Regions from separate parts of the Homo sapiens genome. Here region 1 is linked to region 2. Evidence: read pairs that join two places in POLR2A ChIA-PET (ENCODE). Cell type or tissue: PC-3. All regions are shown on one strand.

Region 1 (5,000 bases), 140 kb after region 2:
TCTTCAGTTTGTATTTCTCTTCCTTCTCTCTTAACATGTCCTTTTAACTTTTTGTTGAAAGCTGACATGATGTGTCAAGTAATAGGATGCATTAGGATAAATATACATCCTAACAGACTCTGTTTTAAAGTTTGTTGTAGCTGTGGATACCAGAGACCAGTTTCCTCTCGTTTCCTCTTTTTTTCTCCCATATTTTTATTTCTCAAAGAATTTCTTCTAATATGAGTTTGTGTATTGCAGCTCTCTGTTGCAGTCCATGGTTATTACTGGAAACATGATGATATGATGGTAAAATTGGGAGGAGAGGAAGGATTATATAATCTTGTCATTAAATCTTCAGTTTTTACTTGACTTGAGTCTCTAGGCTGTGACCTTCAGAAGTATTTCTTAGCCTTTTTTTTGGTCGTTGTAGTGAGATAGAAAGGGTAGAAAATGCTGAAGTGGTCTCCTTGCCCTTTCCCAACATCAGATAATACTCTGGCAAAGTAACTTCCCTTCGAGGGGAGACCTTTGTTAGGGACAATGATCTGGACATATTTTTTAAAATGGTTCATTCCCCCCTGAGCATGTCTAAAATATGAGGGAATTTTTGTTAGATCTTTATAGCGACAGTCTGGTGGGGGCTCCAGGAAGGCCCTCACTCCTGCCTTTCTTTGTAACCACAAAAGTAGGGACCTAGGATCCCATCTAATACAGGGTTTCCAGGCAATTTTAATTGTCAAGCTTGTCCATGCCCTGCTTCTAAAGATTCCTGATGATTGGTGGGTGCATCAAAATCTCATAAATCACCACTAAAGAACTTACTCAAGTAATCAAACACCACCTGTTCCCCAATAACCTATGGAAATCAAATAATAAATAAAATAAATAAATGTCCCAATAGAATTTTGAAAAGATTTGTCAAAATTACTATTTAAGTGTTGTTATCAGTTACCAGCTCTAATGACTTCTGTTCCTGGTAACCTGATCTCAACTGTGATTCTCTGTGTTTGCCTCTTGCCTTACATATTTCAGAGTGATGATTTGCCCTATGACCTCAATTCTCTGGTGGCTCTAACAAAAGTCATTGATTTTTAGCTGGTTTAGATTTTTTTCACTAGAAAAAAAATCACAAAACAGCTTCCAAGCTGTTTAGATGTTGGAGCAAAATCAAATATCCACTATAGAAAATTTTCAGTTTCTTTGTAGTATAAAAACTACATAAAAATCACATATCTCCAAATTAAATTACCAACACATGTTCACAGCAGAGCATTTGGAAAATATAGGAAGTAAAAAGAAAAAAATATTTCATAGAATTCCACAATTCCAAATGCTGTTTCTGTCATGTTTCTGTCATATAAATTATATCATATTTTTGCATACCCATAAACTTATATTATTAGTTTGATTTATACTGATTTGCAGTGGTTTAGTTGCATTCAAACATAGGGAAAAAAATACTATTAAATTAATCCAATTCTTATTTTGGCTCAAATCACTGTTTACTATTTATATGGACACACATAAATAGTGACGTGCACATTTATGTGTAAAATCAAATATTGTCTTAAGAATGACTAATATTTTTAATCTAATAGAAACTTGGAACGCTATTGTCTGTGATCTATTTTAATGTAAACCATTCTTTTCTTTCTCTATGAATTTTTCCTTTTTTCTCAAATCTATGAAGTCCCATTATCTTGAAATGAGGGAAACACACATTTACATATACGTTCAGATTTTCCATGGCTTTAACTTCTGCATGTAATTCTGTTTTCTTTTTTTTCTTTTTTTTTTTTTTTTGAGACGGAGTCTCGCTCTGTCTCCCGGGCTGGAGTGCAGTGGCGTGATCTCGGCTCACTGCAACCTCCGCCTCCCAGGTTCAAGCAATTCTCCTGCCTCAGCCTCCCGTGTAGCTGGGACTACAGGTGCCGGCCACCACACAAGGCTAATTTTTGTAATTTTAGTAGAGACGGGGTTTCAGCATATTGGTTAGGCTGGTCTCGAACTCCCGACCTCAGGTGATCCGCCCGCCTCAGCCTCCCAAAGTGCTGGCATTACAGGCGTGAGCCACCGCGCCTGGCTTGCATGTAATTCTTTATTTCCTCCAGAGTTCAGCTTCATGCATGGTATATGGAAATTCTCAATTCTACCATCTGTCAAATATCCTATCAATTATTTTCTCACCACAAATGAATAATTCTTTCTCTATTGGTCAGAAGACCACCTTCATTATAGTAATAAGAATATTCTATTCCATTGATTTATTGTTCCATCTTTTTATCTTTGTGCTAGTATCACACTGTTTTTAATCCTTAGAATTTTAGTATGGGCAGAACATTTTTAATAACTTATTTTGTTTTGTTATTAAGTAACATAATGTTATAGATCAAATGTCAAAAATATGTAGTAAAATATCTTCATCCATCTTCTATTCCCCATCTGCCCAATTTCCATCTCCTTTCACAAACAGCAACTCCCAGTTAGATATTATTTACGTTTCTAGATATTTAAGTCAATACAGATATCTATCTCCTTAAAATACACAAATGCTAGTATATTATAATGTTCTTTTTGAGAACTCTCCCTAGTAAAGGAAGAGATTTCTAATTTCTGTTTACAGCTGCATAGCATTACAAATGGATGTCATATCATTTATTTAGCTATCCCCATATTGATGAACATTTAGGATTTTTTATTATGCAATTCTTATACATATTCAAGCACAATGCAACAATATCTGAAGTTAAAAATGTTTTTAAACATAATCCTTTTTTAAATTTAACTTTTTAGTTTTAGAAAATTGTAGATTCATGTGCATGTATAAGAAACAGTACAGAGATATCCCAGGTACCATTTACCTGGTTCCCCAGTGATAAATCTGCAAAACTATAATACAATATGACACTTAAGATGTTGAGCCTGATACAGTCATGATAGAGGCAATATATATGTAGACTATTGTGTCATATGCAAATATGAAGAATTATATTTTTATGATTGCTATTTCTTTTTTTTTGCCCTTTTGCACTGACTAGAACATCTACTATTACATTAAATAAAAATGATAAGGATGAAGACTATTGCTTTCTCCTCAATCTTAGAGACCAATCATTCCATTTTCCATCAAGTATAATGTTAGCTGTATGGTGTTCGTAGATATTCTTTATCAAGTTGAGGAAGTACCATTCTGATCCTATTTTTTCTGATACTTTTTTTTTAATCATATATGGGTGTTTAATTTTGTCAAATGCTTTTTCTACAACAATTAATTATCATGTGATTTTTTTATTTAGCTGATTGACTTTTTAATATTGAACAAGACTTGCATCCATGGAATAAAACCAACTTGATTATGGTGTATAATTTGTTTTAAATATGTTGCTGAATTGTATTTGTTAATATTGTGTTAAGATTGTTTGGTGTCTATTTGTAAAGAATATTGGTAGAAGCTTTCTTTTTTCGTTCTATTCCTGTCTAGTTTCAGTATCAAGGTAATATGAGCCTCGTTAAATTAATTTGGAAGTGTTCCATCCTCAAGCTCAGTCAGTGGTTGTTGGTAGTATTGTTAAGCTCTGCCCAGGAGCTTACAGAATGAGCCCTGTTGGCCTCTGCCTGGAGGCCACCCTCACATTTTGGAGCTCTATTGTCATCTCCTACATGGAGGCTTGCTTCATCAAAGTGTGCAAACAAAGATGATAGAAGAAAAACTTTGGAAATCTTACATATACATGGAAATTAAACAACACACTTTTAAATAACCGAAGAATCAATGATGAAATTTAAAGGAAAATTTAAAAATTTCTTGAGACAAGGAATAAACATACTGCTTATAAGAATAGAAATAAATACCAAAATACATTCAAAAAAAATTTCTTGAGACAAATGAGAATAGAAGCGTATCATACCAAACCCTGTGGGACACAACAAAAGTAGTTCTAACAGAGGAGTTCATAGCAATAAATGCCTACATCTAAAAAGAAAAGATGAAAGATTTCTAATAAACATCCTGACTATGCACCTCAAAGAACTAGGGAAACAAGGATAAGAATGTGTAAACTAGAAAAACAAAAACGCTTTTGGTTTATTAGAAGAAAGGAAATAAAGCTCAGAGCAGAAATAAATGAAACAGAGACTTAAAATACCCAAAAGATCAACAAAACGAAGAGTTTTCTTTAAAGATAAACAAAATCAAGAAACATTTAGCTAGACAAAAAAAAAAAAAAAGAGAGAGAAAAGATCCAAATAATTAAAATCAGAGATGAAAAAGGAGACATTACAACTGATATCATGTGAATACAAAGGATCATAAGAGACTATTTGAACTATATGCCAACAAGTTTGAGATCAGAGAAATAGTTAACTTCCTGGACACTTAAAATGGGCCGAGATTAAATTTTGGAAAAAAATAGAAAATCAACACAATAAAGGCCATGTATGACTAATTCACAGCTAACACCACACTAAACAGGGAAAAGCTGAATGCTTTTTCTCTAAGATAAGGACAAGATTAGGAACAAGACAAGGATGCCTACTTTTTTTTTTTTTTTTTTTTGAGGTGGAGTTTCAGTTTTGTTGCCCAGGCTGGAGTGCAATGTGCAATAGCATGATCTCAGCTTACCGCAACCTCCGCCTCCTGGGTTCAAGCGATTCTCCTGCCTCAAGCTCCCAAGTAGCTGGGATTACAGGCATGTGCCACCATGCCTGGCTAATTTTGTATTTTTAGTTGAGATAGGGTTTCTCCATGTTGGTCAGGCTGGTCTCGAACTCCCAGCCTCAGGTGATCCACCCACCTTGGCCTCCCAAAGTGCTGGGATTACAGGTGTGAGCCACCACTCCCGGCAAGCTTGCCTATTTTCAACACTCATATTCAATATTTTACTGGTAGTCGTAGCCAGAGCGATTAGGCAAGAGAAGGAAATAAAAGGCAATAAAAGTTGGAAAGGAGGAAGTCAAATTGTCCTTGTTTGAAGATGACATGATCTTCTATATAGAAAATCCTAAAGACTCCACCAAAA
Region 2 (5,000 bases):
ACCAGGAAAGAAAACTGTATTACGATGTGAAAACTTAATGTTGAGAAATTCAGGCATCTTGGGGTTAGTGAGGAGAAGTTTTAGGGGCTTAGATTCTTCTAAACACATGTACAGAAATGCATATTTCATCTGATATCAAATGGCATTTATAGTGCTAATCTTTACCTCAAGACTTCACATCTTTTGGTGATTGCATCTTTTAGGTTTATAGCAGCTAAGTTTGCATGAAAACACCAGGGCTGTTTCATTTCAGTCAAGAATTAATGTTCATTGATTGTGCTTCTGCATTTCATGTAACTATTGTAGAATTTGTTTTAGTTTTATGAGGGAATAATTGTTCCAACTTCTATATAACTCAGGAATTTACTCTCAAACAACACTGTCAATTAGTTACTTATCTCTCTGGAAATGATCTGGGAACATGGAGAGGAAAGGGAGGAAGGGGCAAAATCTGACCACTTAAATCTAAGCATATTAGATCATTTTATGCTAGAAAGTCCTGAATGATGTGACTTTCGTTCTTGTAAAACACCTCTTTCCATAGATTCATGGCCCAAACAGTATATAAAGAGTGGGGAAGGAACTGCATTTGCAAATAGTTCAAATCATTGCTCCATCTTAACTACGCAGTTCACAAAGTGTGAAGAAATGTGATCATCTCAAAAAAGATAATGGGGAAAAAATATGTTTTGTTCTGTGACTTTAAAGTCTTGCAATATTTTACATAAATGATAATGGGTGCTTTAATAAGAACTCTTGATACTTTTGTTATTGTATTCAATATATGCATATAATACAACAGGATGATATTGTTTTGGATTTGGAAATGTATTCTTTCTTATGCAATCTTATGCAGTCATACTGCTTGAATATCATTACCTGAATTTATCTTTCTTTTTTTTGTTGTTGTTTTACACTCTACTTATTTGGTGCCTGTCAGTCTTTTGTCGTCAGTTTATATTCTACTAAACTCAAAAAGACAATCTCATACCTTTTGTAATTGTAGGCATTCTTTACTAGATTTTTAAATACACTTCAAAAATTCAAGTACTTTGATTTCATGCCATCAAGTAGCTGAATCTATCCCCCCGTCTCTTTTTAAATTTAAGTGAGTAGTTCAATTTCTGTCACTTTCTACTTTGTGAATTCTAAATCTTTTAAAACCATCTTGCCATTTTTCGTGCACTTACCCTTACAGAAAACTCTGTGAAACACTACTTATCTCTACTTTTATGTTTTTAACTCCTTTTTTATATTACTATTCCCTCTGCTTTCTAAATGCACATATTAATTTGTTCTTTTTATTCTCTGTAGCTCTTCTCAGTGTATGAATTCAGTTTCCCATCAGTCTCCATACAATTAAAAAAAAGTTGAGTATTCTGTTATTTTAATAAGATATCTAGTGCCCATATTCTAATTCTGCCCCTTATTTTTAATATAATTTTATTGTTGATTTAAAATGACAACAGTTTCAATTCCCAGAAAGTGAAAGGAAACAAAGGAATAATATTATAGGCTTAATTTTTATCAGTGAACTTGTAGGTGAAGAAAAGATTTGGGGAAGGAAATGAACATATTATATTGCAAAATAGTAAGGAACAATCAGATGTGTTTTCTAGTCTCTGGAAAAGCATGTTTCAAGAAATTCAATGAAAAGTTCATCATGCTTGCTTAGATTGTTGAGAAGCAAAAACACTGATGAACATTTGGAAGCAATGAGAATGTAATTCTAATCATACTCTTTTAATAATGTTGCAAAACTCTCCAAACACTACTCTGTGTGGATGTCTTTCAGAATATGATGAATACTAGTAGTCTTATTCTGCCCTTTTCTCTCTATCACAATATATACATTCTATATTGCATACACATATTTTCCAAATATTACATATAATTTCATGTAATTTATAGACCTATTAAGGCCCAACCATTTTCTTGGATAGGGGATTCTTTAGAAGTCCAGCTTAAATAAAGCCCGTATAGAAAGTTTTTTTAAAATTTATACATAATCACCTAAAGTAACCTTATCTACTGAACTCTTAGTACATGCTACTGGAACCTTTTATCATGTTTCTTCCTGGCTTGCATTACAACACTGTTGACATATCTCAGCCTTACTTCTAGGCTTCTTTGAGAGCATGACTCATGTTTGTATTCCTCACTGAGGTTGAATGAATAAGAGAAACTACAGTAGTAGGAAAAAACAGTACATGTACATATCAATGAATATGAAAGGGTCAAATGGATCTATTATAGTAAGCACAAAATCAACTGACACCAGCAAAGTAAACCCAAAATTTTTAATGGTATTTTAATAGATCAAGAGGAGCAAGCAGATTTTTGAGACAGTTGTCTCCTACTTTCTCTATCACAGGGAGTAATTTTAAAAGAAAAATGGAGGGTAAGTTTCTTTAAGAGAAAATTGTAGTTTAAAACAGGTCATGGGATAATTAGAAATAATTTAATTTCTTTAGAGGATTTTAATCTTTCAACTGCTTGCAATTAGATCCTAAGGCAATAAAAGAATAAGGAGATTTGGAAAACCATTGTCTGTAATCTCTGAAGAAAAGTGGACATTAGGGGAGTCAGTTGAAAAGCAAAGCTATCACCATTTTCTAAAGAGGAAAAAGGTGAACCTCACAAACTATAGACCAAAAAAATAGGACATCGAGAGAAAGAATATGAAGCTAGCATAGGTTCACAAAGAATGAGTCAAATCAAACAACATGCATTTTTTATTTATAAAGCATGACTTGTTCATTGTCAATTCATGTTAGCTTAATCATTAGGCATTAATGCCATCACTGCAATGCATATGTCAGCAATAAATAATCAAAGACCAGGCTTCCATCATTCTGTTTAATATCTTCAAGTAATGCTTAAGTTTGCAAATGCTCTTTTAACACATTCTCCATATGCAGCCTGCCCAGCACTGCACACAATAGACCTGTTACTTCCCCCTCACGAGCACTCCTAATATTTCATGTGCTCATCCAATTGACTTCTCCCACTGGTGCCTCATATTGAATTTGTAGAATCACACCTGCTCCTTTTTCAAAACTCTTCTGAGTTTTTTCTTAAATAATTCACTGACCCCAAAGTTGTCAGATATTTGAAGACTACTCGCACAATTTTAATATTATAAATGTATAATGTAAATGTAATTAAGATTTGTATAATGTACGATGTACTTTGGTAAATAAAAGTATGCTGTGAATAAATACGTATGATACAATTCAAAATTTTACATAAATATGTGATAAAATTTAGCTCATATTCTTTTTTTTTTTCTTTGAGACGGAGTCTCACTCTGTTGCACCCAGGCTAGAGTGCAGCAGCATGATCTCAGCTCACTGCAACCTCTACCTCCTGGGTTCAAACAATTCTCCTGCCTCAGCCTCCTGAGTAGCTGGGATTACAGGTGCCCGCCACCATGCCCAGCTAATTTTTTTCTATTTTTGTTGTTGTTGTTGTTTTTAGTAGAGACGGGGTTTCACCATGTTGGTCAGGCTGGTCTTGAACTCCTGACCTCAGATAATCCACCTGCCTCGGCCTCCCAAAGTTCTGGGATTACAGACGTGAACCACGGTGCCCGGCCTAGTTCATGTTCTTTAAGGACAATTATGAATATTTTTATGCACTGTTAATTTTCATTAAGATATTGATCAATTAATAGCTATATATGTTCTATAAATTAATCCTATCTAGTTTCAATCTTAAATTGTTTGCATATACCAATCTAGTTTATTGTTTGCATATATTTTATAGTGTAGAGATTAGGCATTTTAATAAAATTTTAAAATTTCCAGGACATACTGTTAATGACTATGCTTCCTACTATAGGCCATAATTAATTTTTTTCTATTGTCAACAATATTTTGGTAGGGATGATCAGGAAATAAGGAAATGTTTCCTTCATTTGTTAACAATAGGTGTTTGGGGATTTTAAAATGAAAATTGAAGAAGTAAAAGACACCATATATTTAGTTTGTTTGATTTCGTGGCTTCAAGAGTTCAATAATTTATTGAAATATTTTACAGACCAAAGAACAACAGATATATTACGTTTATAAGCCCCCACATATTTTAAAGGATAATGGTTTATATATGAAAATTCCCTGAACCTACACTTCATCAGGAAAAGCTAAATAAAAGAAGTTTACATTTCCTAGGACTAATGGAGATTTATTTCCCAGTCCTCTTCTCTGGAGACAAATGTAGGTCTCTCTTGAAAAGCAGAAAGTTTTGCATATGAGGTATGATTTAGTGGGCTAGAAACATCTTTTCCACCCTCCCCAAAATGTTTCACTATGTTTTATCATACTATCTGATAATTTTGCACTAAAGTTTTCTTTCTGTGTTAAGAAAATGCAAATATCTCTGAATGGGTCTCTTTGCTTTAGTCATACTCATATGGCTACTACTGAACAAAATATGTTCATTACAGGATGAAGGGAATGTTGCCAGCCAGCAAATCCCTAGAGTTTGCACTACACCAAACGTTGCTTAGCAATTTCCACGATTTTCTCAGTCTAATTTGCAAGAATCAAGGAGATGTTTGTGTATGCTACATGAAGTTGTAAAATTGGTATTTATTGTATGTTTCTATATCGAAAGCTTTACAAACAAAGGAAATGGAAAGTTAACAGGTGGATATGATAGTGTGGCACTACTTTAGCTGGATGGTAAGGGAGAGCTTCTCTTAGGAAGTGTTTTAGGCCAGGACTTGAATAATGAACAGTATCTAGTTGTACAAAAATCTGGAGGAAAGACTTTTCAGGCCCAGGAGAAATGAAAATTCTTTTCATGCATACAAGAATGAAAGTGAAAATTACCTACTCTATGTCCTGAAGTGGGAAGTTGGCTTGCCAGAGAGTAGGTAATTTTCACTTTGATTCTTTCATGCCTTCAGTTATACTACTTCTTAGGTTAGTTCATAAGGGTTTCCACAATTTGGTTCCCACTTAAAATTTAAAACTTCCCTAACCCATTCCCACCAT

The links. ChIA-PET counts read pairs that join two places held together with the same protein. Peaks named below come from ENCODE experiments on the same cell type or tissue, not always from the same donor. Only the 100,000 strongest peaks of a DNase experiment are listed, where the experiment ranks them.
Region 1: POLR2A ChIA-PET joins it to region 2 with 5 read pairs; 3 of 35 experiments call an interaction of 5 or more read pairs at or near these places.

Annotation. Positions count from the first base shown.
Region 1 is chr7:79,600,608-79,605,607 of GRCh38, forward strand. No RefSeq gene overlaps it. Among named protein-coding and RNA genes, the nearest start is that of MAGI2, 150 kb to the left of the region's middle. In PC-3, no CTCF peak of the experiment used is centred here; no DNase peak of the experiment used is centred here.
Region 2 is chr7:79,459,771-79,464,770 of GRCh38, forward strand. All of the region lies in intron 3 of MAGI2-AS3 (MAGI2 antisense RNA 3), which reads left to right. Among named protein-coding and RNA genes, the nearest start is that of MAGI2, 8.6 kb to the left of the region's middle. In PC-3, no CTCF peak of the experiment used is centred here; a DNase peak (open chromatin) is centred at 2,131; H3K4me3 peaks cover 490 bases; H3K27ac peaks cover 1,054 bases.